2 separate regions of the Homo sapiens genome follow, and region 2 is linked to region 1. Evidence: chromatin contacts called from ENCODE Hi-C or POLR2A ChIA-PET data. All regions are on one chromosome and are shown on one strand. The core of a region is the stretch at or near the end of the contact, and the rest is flanking DNA. Distances in the headings are between cores, read along the strand shown.

Region 1 (3,813 bases), core at 742-3,241:
CATTAATTTCCCGCCTCAACTTAGCCACACTAGCTCCACACGCTTTGTCTGTCTTGGGTGCTGGTTTTTGTTTTCAGAATAGTGTATATAACACACATAAATGGTTTAAAGAATTAGAACATATTTTGTATGCAAATAATTTTTTGATTATGTATGTTAAAATGTTTGTAGCTTGATTTTTGCTTTCTTTATGGAATCTTTTAATAAATATCAATTCTGAGTTTTAATAGAATAAAATTTATCAATAATTTTCTTGTATGGCTTGCACATTTTATGTCTGATTTTGAAAATCACTTCCAGCCAGGCATGGTGGCTCACAACTGTAATCCCAGCATTTTGCGAGGCCGAGGTCCATCTCTACTTAAAAACAAAAACAGGGCCGGGCGCGGTGGCTCACACCTGTAATCCCAGCACTTTGGGAGGGTGAGGGATCATGAGGCAGGGAGATCACAAGGTCAGGAGACCATCGAGACCAGCCTGGCCAACATGGTGAAACCCCGTCTCTACTAAAAATACAAAAAATTAGCTGGGTGTAGTGGTGGGTGCCTGTAATCCCAGCTACTCGGGAGGCTGAGGCAGGAGAATCGCTTAAACCCACAAGGCAGAGGTTGCAGTGAGCCAAGATCACGCCACTGCACTCCAGCCTGGGTGACAGAGCAAGACTCTGTCTCAAAACACAAACAAACAAAAACACAAAAAACTGGAGTCTCTGAGCCTACTCTGGCTCAGGAGGCTGCCAACAAAAAAAAAAAAAAGTGGGGGGTGGGAAAGGAAAAAATCATTTACTATCCCAACGTAATAAGATACTTTTCTATTTAGTTTTTTTCTAAAAGGCTTATAATTTGGACTTTCCCATTCACATCGTTAAATCTCCTGGCATTTTATTTTTATGTTTGAGGTGATATAGGGAAGATGCTTGTGATATCTATTATACTCAGTTATGGGCAATGTTTGTACTCTCTAAACTCACTCAGGTACTACACAAACAAAGCTTACTTCCTTCAATTCAATTGTGTAAGGTTTTATTTAGTATCTGTTGTGGGATTATCTAGAAGCAGGGTAGGCCCTGTATAAGGAAAAAAAATAAAATTATGGATTGCTAAAGTTTTGAATCATTAATTAGGAAGGTAATGTGAAGGGGACAATCACATATTTTCTGGCATCCTGATCTATCGTATTTACATAGAAAGAGAGGCGTATATAGGTTCTGGGGCTGATTTATTGTTTTCACATAGAAAGAGAGGCGCATATAGGTTCTGGGGCTGATTTATTGTTTTCACATAGAAAGAGATGCGTATATACGTTCTCTGGCTGATTTATTGTTTTCACAGAGAAAGAGAGGCATATATAGGTTCTCTGGCTGATTTATTGTTTTCACAGAGAAAGAGAGGCATATATAGGTTCTGGGGCTGATTTATTGTTTTCACAGAGAAAGAGAGGCGTATATAGGTTCTTTGGCTGATTTATCGTTTTCACATAGAGAGGTGTATATAGGTTCTGTGACTGATTTATTGTTCTCACATAGAAAGAGAGGCATATATAGGTTCTGTGGCTGATTTATTGTTCTCATATCGAAAGAGAGGCGTATATAGGTTCTCTGGCTGATTTATTGTTTTCACATAGAAAGAGAGGTGTGTATAGGTTCTGGGGCTGATTTATTGTTTTCACATAGAAAGAGAGGCGTATATAGGTTCTCTGGCTGATTTATTGTTTTCACATAGAAAGAGAGGCGTGTATAGGTTCTGGGGCTGATTTATTGTTTTCACATAGAAAGAGAGGCGTATATAGGTTCTGGGGCTGATTCATTGTTTTCACAGAGAAAGACAAGTGTATATAGGTTCTGGGGCTGATTTATTGTTTTCACATAGAGAGGCGTATAGAGGTTCTGGGGCTGATCTGTTTTCACAGAGAAAGACAGTTGTATATAGGTTCTGTGGGCCTTTGGGGGTTCCCATTCTCACTTCCTTTCTTATGAGTGTGGTGAGCATTGGGGTGTGGGGGTGAGTCTCAGGTTTTTGTTTACATTCAAATATGTTACTTTTCTTTTGCTGCAGAGATATGCTATGGTCCAGAAATTTTTCTTAAGATCCTTCAATGATCCTCTACTTTTTCACAAGTAGAGATGGGTGTTTCAGAACAAGTACGGTACTGTGTGGCTAGTTGCTTCTACCACTGCTGTGAGCATGGTCAAAATTAACCAGGCCATGCTTGGGTCACGTCAAACAATGGGCTTACCATAAGCCTCCCATCGTCACTCTTAAAAAACACTCCAAGCCGATAGCCCGTCATGTTTGAATTTGTAAAGGCAACTAACTTGGGAAGTTCTTTCTCATCCAATGTGAAAAATTCCTTTTCTTCTTAAATCACTATTGCGTATGTTTCAGCAGAGGTTTTTTTGTTGTTGTTGTTGTTGATAACCTATAAATACATACGGAGGCTTCTAAAAGGCCTTTGTGGTCCCTGGGGAGCCATACTCTTAATGCAACAAAAATAGCACTTAAAAAATACATACATATATATATATATAATTATTACATGTAAAAAATAGAAAAGGGAACAAAAATTAGTTGGCATGGTGGCATGCACCTGTAATCCCAGCTACTCAGGAGGCTGAAGCAGGAGAATTACTCGAACCTGGGAGGTGGAGGTTGCAGTGAGCCAAGATCGCACCATTGCACTCCAACCTGGGTGACAGAGCGAGACTGTCTCAAAAAATAAAATAAAAAATAAAAAAGGGAAAAAAAGGAACGTGTCCTCATGCCTCTTTCCAGTCAATTCCTGCTGCTCCCAGTACCCACCTCCTCAGCAAAAGGCAACCACTTTGCAGCTTGCACTTTTTTTTAAGGCAGAGTCTCTCTCTCAGTGGCAAGAACACAGCTTATTGCAGCCTCAACCTCGTGGGCTCAAGTGATCCACCTGCCTTGGCCTTCAGCTAGCTGCAGCTATCCTTCTTCAAAAGGACTCAATGGACCTCGGTTTGTGTATCCATACATGATGAGGAGGGATGAGATGGCCTGCAAAGATCCTGCTTTAGGAAGCTCTGATGCTCAAGGGGCCCACGTGGGCAAATAAATATAATGATGTGCATAAACCTAAACATATTTTTATAAATAACCAACCAATAGTTCATGGTGGGTAGCTCCAGTAAACAAAAAAGAAAAAAAGAAAAGAACCACGCAAGGGTACTGAGGGAGAGGCACCACAGACCAATAAATCCTTGCAAAAGAACAGCTGCTTTGGGCAGGCGCAGAGGCTCACGTCTGTAATCTCAGCAATTTGGGAGGCCAAGGTGGGCTGATCAGTTGAGCCTGGGACTTCAAGACCAGCCTGGGAAACATGGTAAAATCCTGTCTCTACAAAATATAAATTAGCAGGGTGGGTGTGATGGTGTGTGCCTGTAGTCCCAGCTATTCGGGAGGCTGAGGTGGGAGGATGGCTTGAGCCCAGATGTCGAGGCTCCCAAGTTCACGCCACTGCACTCCAGCCTGGGTGAGTGAGACCCTGTCTCAAAAAGAAAAAAGAAAAAAGAAAAGACACTTCTTTTTTTTTTTTTGAGACAGTCTCGCTCTGTTGCCCAGGCTGGAGTGCAGTAGCGCAATCTCGGCTTACTGCAAGCTCTGCCTCCCGGGTTCACACCATTCTCCTGCCTCAGCCTCCCGAGTAGCTGGGACTACAGGCGCCCGCCACCACACCCGGCTAATTTTTTGTATTTTTAGTAGAGACGGGGTTTCACTGTGTTAGCCAGGATGGTCTCGATCTCCTGACCTCGTGATCCACCTGTCTCGGCCTCCCAAAGTGCTGGGATGACAGGCG
Region 2 (3,548 bases), core at 102-2,601, 1.6 Mb before region 1:
CACCGTGCCTGGCCTGGAATTTTTTTTAATGCAGTTCTGCCGTATGCCCTTCTCTCTTCTTACTCTGTGTATTTTCCTGAAGCAGTTTCATCTGCTCACATTGCACGATCACTCACCCATTGATGACCCCCACCTCAGGGTTCAGCAGGTTCACCTCTCTGCTGAACTCTAAATCCAGAAGATTAGCTGTCTCCTGTACCTTACTGTCTGGCTGTCTTTCAGGCCCGAGCACAACATTACCAAAACTAAACTTATGTTCTCTCATGAGATTGCCCTTCTTCCTATTTGTGGCATTGACCTGCTCAGTCTCCCAAGTCAGAAACTTGGGAATCCTGCCAGTGTGTTTTACAGAAACTCAGTGCAAGTTTCCCAGGCTGCTGACCAAAATAGCTACCAGATGAGTGGCACTGCCACTCAATGGGTCAGGTACTTGTGTCCTAATAGCAAATGGGTTCTTCTCTTGGCCCTGTTACTAATATTAAACTGTCATCTAGAGTAATCACTTAACCATATTACAAGACAGTTTCACTATCTGTGCCTGAAAGAGAAATGGAAGTCAAATCAATGAGAATCTCAAATGAAAGCTGCTTGATAAATGCAAAACACTATTCACATATCTTGTTATAGTTATTAAGAGTGATAATATCTGGCTAGGCACAGTGGCTCATGCCTGTAATCCCAGCGCTTTGGGAGACTGAGGCGGGCAGATCACCTGAGGTCAGAAGTTTACGACCAGCCTGACCAACATGGTGAAACCCCATCTCTACTGAAAATACAAAATTAGCCGGGCGTGGTGGTGCATGCCTGTAATCCCAGCTACTCGGGAGGCTGAGGCAGGAGAATCGCTTGAACCTGGGAGGTGGAGGTTGCAGTGAGCTGAGATTGCACCATTGCACTCCAGCCTGGGTGACAAGAGCGAAACTCCATCTCAGAAAAAAAAAAAAAGTGATAATATCTGTGAAAGTATCTGGTCATCAGAATGAAAAATATCAAAGCATATGATCATCTGCAAAATAGCAGTAGTATTTTTAATTTTTTTATTTGTTTTTATTTTATCTTTTCTCTCTCCTTTTTTACATGCCTCCTATCCTGAGAACCCCAGTAGTGTTAGTAATCAGAAGCAGAGCTAATCAGGCAGATTTGTCATATGGACACACACACATTTAGCAACTGCAGGCTCTAGTGGGAAGAATCAAAAGATCCGTGCCGGTTTCCTTGCTGCTCTGTTCTGCCTGGTAAAGATCTGAGAATTAAAGTCTGCGTCAAGAACTTGTTTTTCGCTTTCATTTCCTCCCTCTGAAAGATGAGGGCTTTCAAAGGTTTCAGGCTGCTGCGTCATCACCGAGCTATTCTGGGTGTTGTGCCCTCGTCAGGAGGAGGGGCTGATACAGTGATTCATGCTGCTCATGTCCCCTCTGGGCTCTCAGGAGGATGCGTTATGGAATGTGAATTGTATTTTTAAAAATTCACTCAGGGCCTTAGGAAAGCTGTAACATCATGATCGTATTCTTAGAGGGATCTCATTTTTCTTGACAGCTGCATCTGGGCTACCTTTTTAGTCCTTCCAGAAGGCAAGGCATATTTGATAGCCTCTTTTCTGTTGCTTAGAAATGTGGAGACATTTAGCCCCTGAGATTGCTCAGCTGAATAGGAGAAGTGAAAGGATTCCTCCTTTTGCCACAATCAAGAAGAAACTAGTTCTTGGCAGCATAGATGGTCCAATTAAAAAAAAATCAATAATGAAAAAAAGACCTCTGTGGTTTTTTTCTGAATATGTAATGTAGGTAATATATTTTCTTTGTTGAAAATTCAGAAAATACCTAAAAGACTTTAGAAGAAAGTAAATATCACCCATAATCCCAACACCAAGCGATAGTCACCACTCTAACATTGAGGTATATTTTCTGCTTTTTTCTATGTATTTATGTGTTTTAAAAAAAACATTAAGGTTGTACTATATATATCACTCTATAACTTGAAAAATATTTAATTTTTGAACACTGTATTTTACGTAGCTAGATAATCAAAAAAGTATAAAACTATACAGTGAAAAGTCTTGCTCCCTTCTGATCACATAAAAAACTACCATTTACTAGTTTCCTTACAGAGAATTTTTTTTTTTAATTAAAAATTTTTTTTAAAGACAGGGTCTCACTATGTTGCCCAGGCTGGTCTCAAGCTCCTGGCCTCAGGCAGCCTCCCAGCTTGGCTCCCAAGGTGCTGGGATTACAGGCATGAGCCACCATGCCCAGCCCTTCCAGAGAATTTTTATGCTTATAAAAGCAATTACCAATGATTTTCTTTGCTATACCTGCAAGTTTTTAAATATAAATAATAGCATACTGTAGTAACTATTCTGTATCTTGCCTTTTTCACTTAATATGTTTTGTAATTCATCCGAAATCATTACATAGAGAGCTTCTTCATTCTTTCTTACAGCTGTCATTTTATAATATTCCATTGTACGTATGTACCATCACTTATTTAGCCAGTCCCCTGGTGAATGGATATTTAGATTGTTTCCAATCATTTGCTATTAGTAACAGTGCTTGTGTATAAATAATTTTGCCCTTTACCGTAGGATAAATTCCTAGAATTCTTAAAGGGCATGTGCATTTGATATTTTGATAGCTATTGCTAAATTACTCTCCAGGAAGTTATGTATATAAATATCCTCACCAGAGGCCAGGCGTGGTGGCTCACGCCTGTAATCCCAGTACTTTGGGAGGCCAAGGCAGGTGGATCACGAGGTCAGGAGTTTGAGACCAGCCTGGCCAATATGGTGAAACCCTGTCTCTACTAACAATACAAAAATTAGCTGGGCTTAGTGGCATGTGCCTGTAGTCCCAGCTGCTTGGGAGGCTGAGGCAGGAGAATCACTTGAACCCAGGAGGCAGGAGGCAGAGTTTGCAGTGAGCCAAGATCACACAACTGCATTCCAGCCTGGGCGACAGAGCAAGACTCCATCTCAAAAAAAAAAAAGTAAAAGATTACACTTCTCTTAGCATGAAAAGATATTATAAGTGTCATTGAATTTTTTTCCCTGTGAACTTTTTCCTATTTTATTCCTATTTTCAGTAGATTTAGTCTTTTCCTACTGATTTATAGATATTCTTTATTTATTGAGGAAATTAGTCCTTTGTAATGGGAGTTGCAAATATTTTTTCCTAGTTTGTCTGTTGACATTTCTTTCTTTTTTTTTTTTTTTGAGATGGAGTTTCACTCGTTACCCAGGCTGGAGTGCAATGGCACAATCCCAGCTCACCGCAGCCTCTGACTCTGGGGTTCAAGCGATTCTCCTGCCTCAGCCTCCCAAATAGCTGGGATTACAGGCATGTGCCACCATGCCCAGCTAATTTTGTATTTTTAGTAGAGATGGGGTTTCACCATGTTGGTCAGGCTGGTCTTGAACTCCTGACCTCAGGTGATCCACCCGCCTCAGCCTCCCAAAGTGCTGGGATTATAGGCATGAGCCACCGCGCCCGGCCGTCTTTTGACATTTCTTATGGTGGCTTTTACTGTGCCAAAATATCTGACTTTTAGTAAGT

The links. Hi-C counts contacts between places; a loop is a spot of excess contacts on that map. ChIA-PET counts read pairs that join two places held with the same protein, here RNA polymerase II (POLR2A). Pooled maps may share reads with other maps.
Region 2: a loop to region 1 is called in a map with no recorded cell type, with 12 times the contacts of the local background. The contact joins two enhancer-like sites. A Hi-C loop is called at or near these places in 1 of 37 single-sample maps with no recorded cell type and 1 of 50 pooled maps. POLR2A ChIA-PET finds 5 or more read pairs at or near these places in 2 of 52 experiments (Panc1 and activated CD4-positive, alpha-beta T cell).

What each region holds. Positions count from the first base shown.
Region 1 is chr3:196,114,094-196,117,906 of GRCh38, reverse strand. No RefSeq gene overlaps it. Among named protein-coding and RNA genes, the nearest start is that of LINC00885, 27 kb to the left of the region's middle. Within about 2 kb of position 1,991, at least 3 of the 41 ENCODE cell types and tissues checked have a DNase peak (open chromatin) inside an H3K27ac peak, as active enhancers do.
Region 2 is chr3:197,710,259-197,713,806 of GRCh38, reverse strand. All of the region lies in intron 2 of RUBCN (rubicon autophagy regulator), which reads left to right. Among named protein-coding and RNA genes, the nearest start is that of RUBCN, 25 kb to the left of the region's middle. RefSeq lists enhancers at 1,097-1,466, 1,175-1,469, 1,190-1,810. Within about 2 kb of position 1,351, at least 39 of the 41 ENCODE cell types and tissues checked have a DNase peak (open chromatin) inside an H3K27ac peak, as active enhancers do.